2 separate regions of the Homo sapiens genome follow, and region 1 is linked to region 2. A link is an interaction called in ENCODE POLR2A ChIA-PET data of the cell type or tissue named here. Cell type or tissue: A673. All regions are shown on one strand. Region 1 overlaps PTPN14 (protein tyrosine phosphatase non-receptor type 14). Region 2 overlaps PTPN14 (protein tyrosine phosphatase non-receptor type 14).

Region 1 (4,000 bases), 73 kb after region 2:
AGAATCGCTTGAACCTGGGAGGTGGAGGTTGCAGTGAGCCGAAGTGGCACCACTGCACTCTAGCCTGGGCGAAAGAGTGTGTCTCAAAAAAATATATATATATATTAACCACTATATGACAATGGATTCTAAAGAACCACAAATTTGCCATATGTTTTAAAAAGCTATTCCTTGCATTGAACATTCACTGTTGGTAATGGATAAACCTCTACTTAAGAAAAACAGAGCTGACTACAGATACCTCATAGATGCAGGTATGTTAAAACAGACTAATAGTCTCAGGCCTTCTTAGGTCAACAACTACAACATATTGTCTGTTAATTACCCATCAGGTTAGGCCATAAGCAGATTTCACTAGTAGGCCAACATTCAGGCTAGGAGGGAAGAAAAAAGGAATGGAAGGAAAATGCAAGGAGAAAGTATTAGGGAGTGAACATGGTAACAGTAACTCTTTGAGGGCAACACAGTGTGGGGTCCCATAAGTGATCAACCCCTAACCAAAAAGCTCTAAAAATCTATAATACTTTCTTTTTTCTTTTCTTTTCTTTTTTTTTTTTTTTTTTTGAGACAGGGTCTCCTTCGGTCACCCAGGCTGGTGTGCATCAGTGGTAGGATCTCAGCTTATAGCAACCTCTGCCTCCAAGGCTCAAGCAATCCTCCCACCTCAGTCTCCAAAGAAGCTGGGACTACAGGGGTGCACCACCATGCCTGGCTACTTTTTGTATTTTTTGTAGAGACGGGGTTTCACCATGTTGCCCAGGCTGGTCTCGAACTCCTGGGCTCAAGCAATCCACCCACACTGACCTCCCTAAGTGCTGGAATCACAGGCGTGCACCATGATGCCTGGCTCTATAATATATTTTACACCCTTAGCCTCAACTCTTCCAAAATAAATAATTCAGTGAAGGAGAATATATTCCAAAGATAAGCACTCCTTTTGTTGTCAAAACTATTAGCAGTTTACGAAAATATTTACGACGAGTACGATAACCTTTTAAGAGTTCAGTAGTAACCTTCTTTTTATAAATTCAGCCAAGATATCTAACAATTCAATATAAACAAGCACCCTATTTTACTGCACTAATTTTTAAAAGCTTTTCTCTGTAATTACTTAACTTCTATATTAATATAAAACATCCTCATTCCCATTTACTCTGAACCTCAGTACCAACTTTGCCTCAAATATTTACCTCCTAAAAAATCAAAACTTCATAAACAAACGGGTCCTTACCTTTCAAAAGAAATTTGCAATGAATTCCAGGGAGACTCATATAAAGTGAACTGAAATTGAAATAAAATCCATTACAGGAAAAAAAATCCGAAGACTTTCATAGCAAATCTATTCAAGTTCACATTTCTTCAACACTAATCCAAGTCTTAATAGTCACATCATTAATACTCTTAATACTCACATTTTTAACATTCTGCCACCAGCAACTACTACTGTTCAAATAAACTCTGGTTCACACACTGATGTCTGCTTCACACATCAACTTGCTTCTCCCACACTTGCACTTGCTTCCCACAGAGCTGTCATAATTTCTTACAAGTTTTACCAGGCTGTGTCCCAAAATAAAGAGAATGGATTCTTCCGTTCTGAGGATTTTTGACGTTTCTCCGCCAAATGAGGGAGGAGGCATTTGCACTCCAATAGTAGTTTCAAGACCCAACTATCATTTCCAAAACCCATCTCTACAACCCAGCCTAACACACACACACACACACACACACACACACACACACACACACATTCTCTGCCTATTCTGCCAATGGACTCTGAATTAAGTGGCCTGAAGATTTCTCGTATCTGCCCTGCAAGTCTTCTTGCCCCTGCTGTGAAGTCTCAGAGCCTTAAATGAGGAACTATAACCCAGGATATTTATGGGTCTGTCTAGACACCATTATTTCTGAGCAGACGCCAAAGACAAGTGTAACAGCAGGCAACATGACACTTGTAAGTTAAACCAAATGAGAGGATACAGTCAGTAATAAAAAGTTTTCATTTACAGTTTGTGGGGGGAAAGCCGTAGGAAAGACCCGTTCTTATGTTTCAGGTGGTATTTTGTATGTAAACCATATGGCAATAGGCAATTCTGAAAACCATGGAATTAAAGCCATCCAATATTAGGCAACAGGGCAATAAATAAATTCCCTCCTAAGACTTTAAAATATGAAACAAAACTCAGCAATCTGAGCAGGTTTGACCACTTGTTCAATTCTGTAGTGATAATTACTATGATTTGATTGAGATAAAAGTTATAAAACCTTGTATCAAGTATGTTTTGTTTTTACTTTTTCACTGTCTTATTTTAATGTCAGAATAAATATGTATTGAAGTAGTAGTATACTGAGGTCGTTGGCAAAGCCTGGGTCCTGTCCTCTCGTTCTCCTCCCCAGACAGCATGAGTTTCACCACTTGCTCCAACTTCTCCACCAATTACTGGTCCCTGGGCTCTGTCCAGCCGCCCAGCTGGTCAACAGCGTGGCCAGAGCCTATGCACGTGCCAGGGGCTCTGGTTTCCAGATCTCCGTGTCCTGCTACACCAGCTTCTGGGATGGCTTGGGGTCCCGGGGCCTGGCCGCAGGGATGGCTGGGGGCCTGGCAGGAATAGGAGGCATCCAGAACGAGAAGGAGACCATGCAAAGCCTGAAAGACCACCTGGCCTCCTACCTGGACAGACTGAGGAGCCTGGAGATCGAGAACTGGAGGCTGGAGAGCAAAATCTGGGAGCACCTGGAGAAGAAGGGACCCCAGGTCAGAGACTGGGGGCCATTACTTCAAGATCATCGAGGACCTGAGGGCTCAGATCTTAGCAAATACTGTGGACAATGCCTGCATCGTTCTGCAGACTGACAATGCCCATCTTGCTGCTGATGACTTTAGAGTCAAGTATGAGACAGACTCTCAGGCGCCAGTCTGTGGAGAGCAGCATTACGGGCTCTGCAAGGTCACTGATGACACCAATGTCACTTGGCCACAGCTGGAGACAGAGATCGAGGCTCTCAAGGAGGAGCTGCTCTTCATGAAGAACCACAAAGATGAACTAAAAGGCCTACAAGCCCAGATTGCCAGCTCTGGGTTGACCATGGAGGTTGATGCCCCCAAATCTCAGGACCTCGCCACGATCATGGCAGACATCTGGGCCCAATATGACAAGCTGGCTCGGAAGAACCGAGAGGAGCTGGACAAGTGCTGGTCTGAGCGGACTGAGGAGAGCACCACAGTGGTCACCACCCAGTCCGCCCAGGTTGGAGCTGCTGAGATGACACTCACGGAGCTGGGACGTACGGTCCAGTCCTTGGAGATCGACCTGGACTCCATGAAAAATCTGAAGGCCAGCTTGGAGAACAGCCTGAGGGAGGTGGAGGTCCGCTACACCCTGCAGATGGAGCAGCTCAACGAGATCCTGCTGCACCTGGCGTCAGGGCTGGCCCAGACCCAGGAAGAGGCGCAACACCAAGCCCAGGAGTGCGAGGCCCTGCTGAACATCAAGGCCAAGCTGGAGGCTAGGGTCACCACCTACCGCTGCCTGCTGGAAGACGGTGAGGACTTCAATCTTCAATCTTGGTGATGGACAGCAGCAACTCCACGCAAACCATTCAAAAGACCACCACCTGCCGCAAAGTGAGTGGCAAAGTGGTGTCTCAGTCCAACGACACTAAAGTTCTGAGACATTAAGCCAGCAGAAGCAGGGTACCCTTTGGGGAGCAGGAGGCCAATAAAAAGTTCAGCGGTTTAAATAAAAAAAAAAAAAAAGGCTGGGTGCGGTGGCTCACGCCTGTAATCCCAGCACTTTGGGAGGCCGAGGCGGGCAGATCACGAGGTCAGGAAATCAAGACCATCCTGGCTAACACGGTGAAACCCCATCTCTACTAAAAATACAAAAACAAAAAATTAGCCGGGCGTGGTGGCGGGCGCCTGTAGTCCCAAATAATCTGGAGACTGAGGCGGGAGAATGGCGTGAACCCGGGAGGCGGAGCTTGCAGTGAGCCGAGATTG
Region 2 (4,000 bases):
GGATAAGGACTTACTCTTTGAAATGATTATAGTTTGGTTTTTAAAAGCTTTTTTACACTCTTTTAAAAACCAAGGCTCTTAGGCTTAGCCTTAGGAGAGAGCCGAGAGTTATGAAAGTCACCATTCTCCAGAGCGCTGGATTTCCTCACAGCAGTTCTCTACCTCAAATAGGGTTTACCAATGAACTGAAGGGTATCTCAGGTGCCTTTGTTATATCATTTATCCTTCTTCCACTTGTTAAGTTAAAAGTAGAGCCAAGGTTATTCTAGCATATTTTTACATTTTATTAGGATGCTTATACTCACTATTACCATTAAATGCCCCCTTTGCGTTTCTTAGAATAGCACTGTTCAGCAGAAATCAAATGTGAGTTACATATTTAATTTTAAATCTTCTAGAAGCCACATTGATTTAAAAGTACCAAAAGTGAAATTACTTTTAATAAATATTATTTAAAACACGTTCAAAATATCATTGCAACCTGTACTCAAACATACATATAATTAATGAGTATTTTAGTTTTCTCATACTATGTCTTCAAAATCTGATGTGTTTTTACACTTACCACACATTTCAGTTCAAAATAGCCACATTTCACGTGTTCCATAACCACATGTGGCTACCATATTGGACAGCACAACCTTAAATTAATCCTAGCTGTTCGAGGAACTGAAAGACTTTGCTATTTTAACTCAATATAAGATCACAGTTTCATCTATATCTATATCTATATCTATATCTATATCTATATCTATACCTAGAGAGAGAGAGAGAGATAGAGAGAGAGAGACAGAGAGATTCACTCTGTCACCCAGGCTGGAGTGCAGTAGTATGTTAATAGCTCACTGCAGCCTCATTCTCCCGAGCTCAAGGGATCCTCCTGCCTCAGACTCCCAAGTAGCTGGGACTACAGGCATGCATCACCATGCCTGGCTAATTTTTTATTTTTTTTGTAGAGATGGATCTCACTATGTTCTCAGGCTGGTCTTGAACCCCTGAGCTCATGTGACCTTCCATCTTGGCCTCCCAGTGTTAGGACTATAGTTGTGAGCTACCAGGCCTGGCCCCAGTTTCTAATAATTAAAGTCATCTAAAAATGGAACAAGCAGACTTACAAAAGGGTGACAGCCCAGTCTCTGGAAGTGTCATGGCAGAGGCTGGATGGCTTGGGTGGTGTTTTGCAAAGAAGGCAGCCACATCGAGTGCTTCCTATGCCAGGCACTGTGAGACTGTGGCAACTATGAAAAACTAACTCTCTGAATCCTCCCAACAATTTGTAGAGGTGGCTACTATTACCATCTCCATTTTACAGATAAGAAAACTGAGGCACAGGGTACTTCTATTTAAGGTTACATAGCTAGTAAATGGCAGAACCAGGATTCAAACTCAGGCAGTTTGGTCCAAGCTGACATTCCTAGCCACTAAACTCTGCTGTGTTTTCATGTACTTCTTTTTTAAACCGTGAGAATTAGTCATAAGGCACCATTGTTTTAGCTCTTTTTCCCTTAACCTAGGCTAGTTATTTTCAAACTGAGATAGGGCTCCAGATATCCTATCTCCTCTGTAAAAGGCCCAGCTCCATTTACACATCCATGCTCCACCAAAGATTTGCAGAAAAGGGTTAAACCCACTGATGCAGACATATTATAATGACATTATTGGAATTCTGATTTTCTGAGCTTCCTATATCTCTGGAATTGTCTTTGTTAATAGAGCTCCCAAGCAGCAACTTATCCCTGATTTTTCCCTCATCTTTAAAACAATGAAAACACACTTTTCCTAAGCAGTTCATCTCATGACCTCTTGCCAGGTTTACAGTTGTGCCCACTGGCATCTCTGTTCCTCGCCTCCAATCCCCACTCTTTTCTTCTTTTTTTTTTTTTTTGAGACAGAGTCTCACTCTGTCACCCAGGCTGCAGTGCAGTGGCACAATCTCAATCTCGCCTCACTGCAACCTCCACCTCCCAGATTCAAGCGATTCTCCTGCCTCAGCCTCCTGAGTGGCTGGGATTACAGGCATGCACCACCTTGCCCGGGTAATTTCTGTATTTTTAGTAGAGATGGGGTTTCACTATGTTGGCCAGGCTGGTCTCGAACTCCTGACTTCAGGCGATCTGCCCGCCTCAGCCTCCCAAAGTGCTGGGATTACAGGCATGAGCCACTGTGCCCAGCTGATCCCCACTCTTTTCTTTCTTTTTTTTTTTTTTTTGAGACAGTATCTCACTCTGTCACCAAGCTGGAGTGCAGTGGCGCGATCTTGGTTCACTGCAACCTCCAACTCCCTGGTTCAAGTGATTCTCCTCCCTCAGCCTCCCAAATAGCTGGGATTACAGGCATGTGCCACCACGCCCAGCTAATTTTTGTATTTTAGTAGGGACGGGGTTTCACCATGTTGGCCAGGATGGACTCGATCTCCTGACCTCGTGATCCGCCTGCCTCGGCCTCCCAAAGTGCTGAGATTACAGGCGCAAGCCACCACGCCTGGCCGATCCCCACTCTTTTCTACTACTGAGTGCTACTGAGTTCTTTACCTAACATGCAAGGTAACTATGTCATGCTCCTCCTTGGAGTCCTCTGATGACCTTACACTTCACAGCAATGTTTTATTCCCCACATAGTTCAAAAGAGTATTTTCTGGAAGGCTAAGATAACTGTGAAACACTTACTGGAACACCGTTTTCTTTCTTTTACTACAGAATTGAGGAAAGAATGTTTCCCAAAGCATTTTACCATACTCCCTGCTCCCCCACTACAAGTCTCTGGGAACTGGAACAGTGGCGTCAGCTGCCAGGGTTTGAACCGGCCTCACAACTTACCAGCCCAGTGACTGTGGGCAGGTCACCCTATGCTGCAGCCTCCCCATCTGTAACATAGGAACAGCAAGAGTAGGGACACATCAGACTTGTTATGAGAACTACATGAGCTGATATATGGAAACTGCTCAGCAGAGTATATACAATCAAAAGGTGGTAATTATCCTTTGTAACTTATTTTAGAAATACTATCCTATAGATCTAGTTAAAACTCCCTAGGCAGACACAGCAAACCCTTCAAAAGCAGACTCCATCCTGCCCCTTCCTCCTTTACCCTCCTTCCCTTCCATGACCCTTTCATACACACACATACACAACACACACACACACACATCAGTGCAAACAAACTGAACTCTGCCTTTCCCTGAAAATTCCCCTCCACACACACACAGATCAATGCAAGCCAAACTCTGCCTTTCCCTGAAAATTCCAACACACACACACACACACACACACACACACAGATCAGTGCAAACTGAACTCTGCCTTTCCCTGAAAATTCTAACACACACACACACATACACACACACACATACACACACACACATCAGTGCAAACTGAATTCCGCCTTTCCCTGAAAATTCCATGTTCTTTCCTGTTTCTGTACCGCAGCACAAGCAGTTCCCCTTGCTTTGTTTCTTGTTTGTCCTGTTCTCTAAACTCTAGGAGCAAAGACCCTATCTGGTTTCTGGGAGCAGGGACCCTAGCACATTCAGCTTTCCCAGAGCATGACTGTTTGCTGACAATAGGAACCAGGCCTGGATCCTTCTGAAAGCCATGTTAAATAGCAGCATATCATATTTGTCCAAACCTACAGAATGTACAACACCAAAAGTAAGCCCTAATGTAAACTCCGGACTCTGCATGATAATGATGTGTCAATGTAGGTTCAATAATCATAACAAATGTACCACTCAGGGGGTGATGTTGACAGTGGGGGAGGGTGTACATGCACGGGGCCAGGGGTATATGGAAATTCTCTGTACCTTCCTCTCAATTTTACTGTGAATCTAAAATTGCTCTAAGAAATCAAAGTCTTAAAAGTAAAAATAAAGTATTAAAAATTATCTAATAAAATTTAGTGGCAAAACAATTAATGTAAATAAAAAATTTAATAAAAAAATTTTAATCCACCATACATCCTTTCCTAATATAAAGCTATTACAAAATTTATGATATACCTAAAC

Evidence for each region. Peaks named below come from ENCODE experiments on the same cell type or tissue, not always from the same donor. Only the 100,000 strongest peaks of a DNase experiment are listed, where the experiment ranks them.
Region 1: POLR2A ChIA-PET joins it to region 2 with 10 read pairs; 8 of 35 experiments call an interaction of 5 or more read pairs at or near these places.

Annotation. Positions count from the first base shown.
Region 1 is chr1:214,529,793-214,533,792 of GRCh38, forward strand. All of the region lies in intron 1 of PTPN14 (protein tyrosine phosphatase non-receptor type 14), which reads right to left. It also overlaps the pseudogene KRT18P12. Among named protein-coding and RNA genes, the nearest start is that of PTPN14, 20 kb to the right of the region's middle. In A673, no CTCF peak of the experiment used is centred here; a DNase peak (open chromatin) is centred at 1,859.
Region 2 is chr1:214,457,280-214,461,279 of GRCh38, forward strand. All of the region lies in intron 2 of PTPN14 (protein tyrosine phosphatase non-receptor type 14), which reads right to left. Among named protein-coding and RNA genes, the nearest start is that of PTPN14, 92 kb to the right of the region's middle. In A673, no CTCF peak of the experiment used is centred here; no DNase peak of the experiment used is centred here; H3K4me3 peaks cover 366 bases; H3K27ac peaks cover 2,071 bases.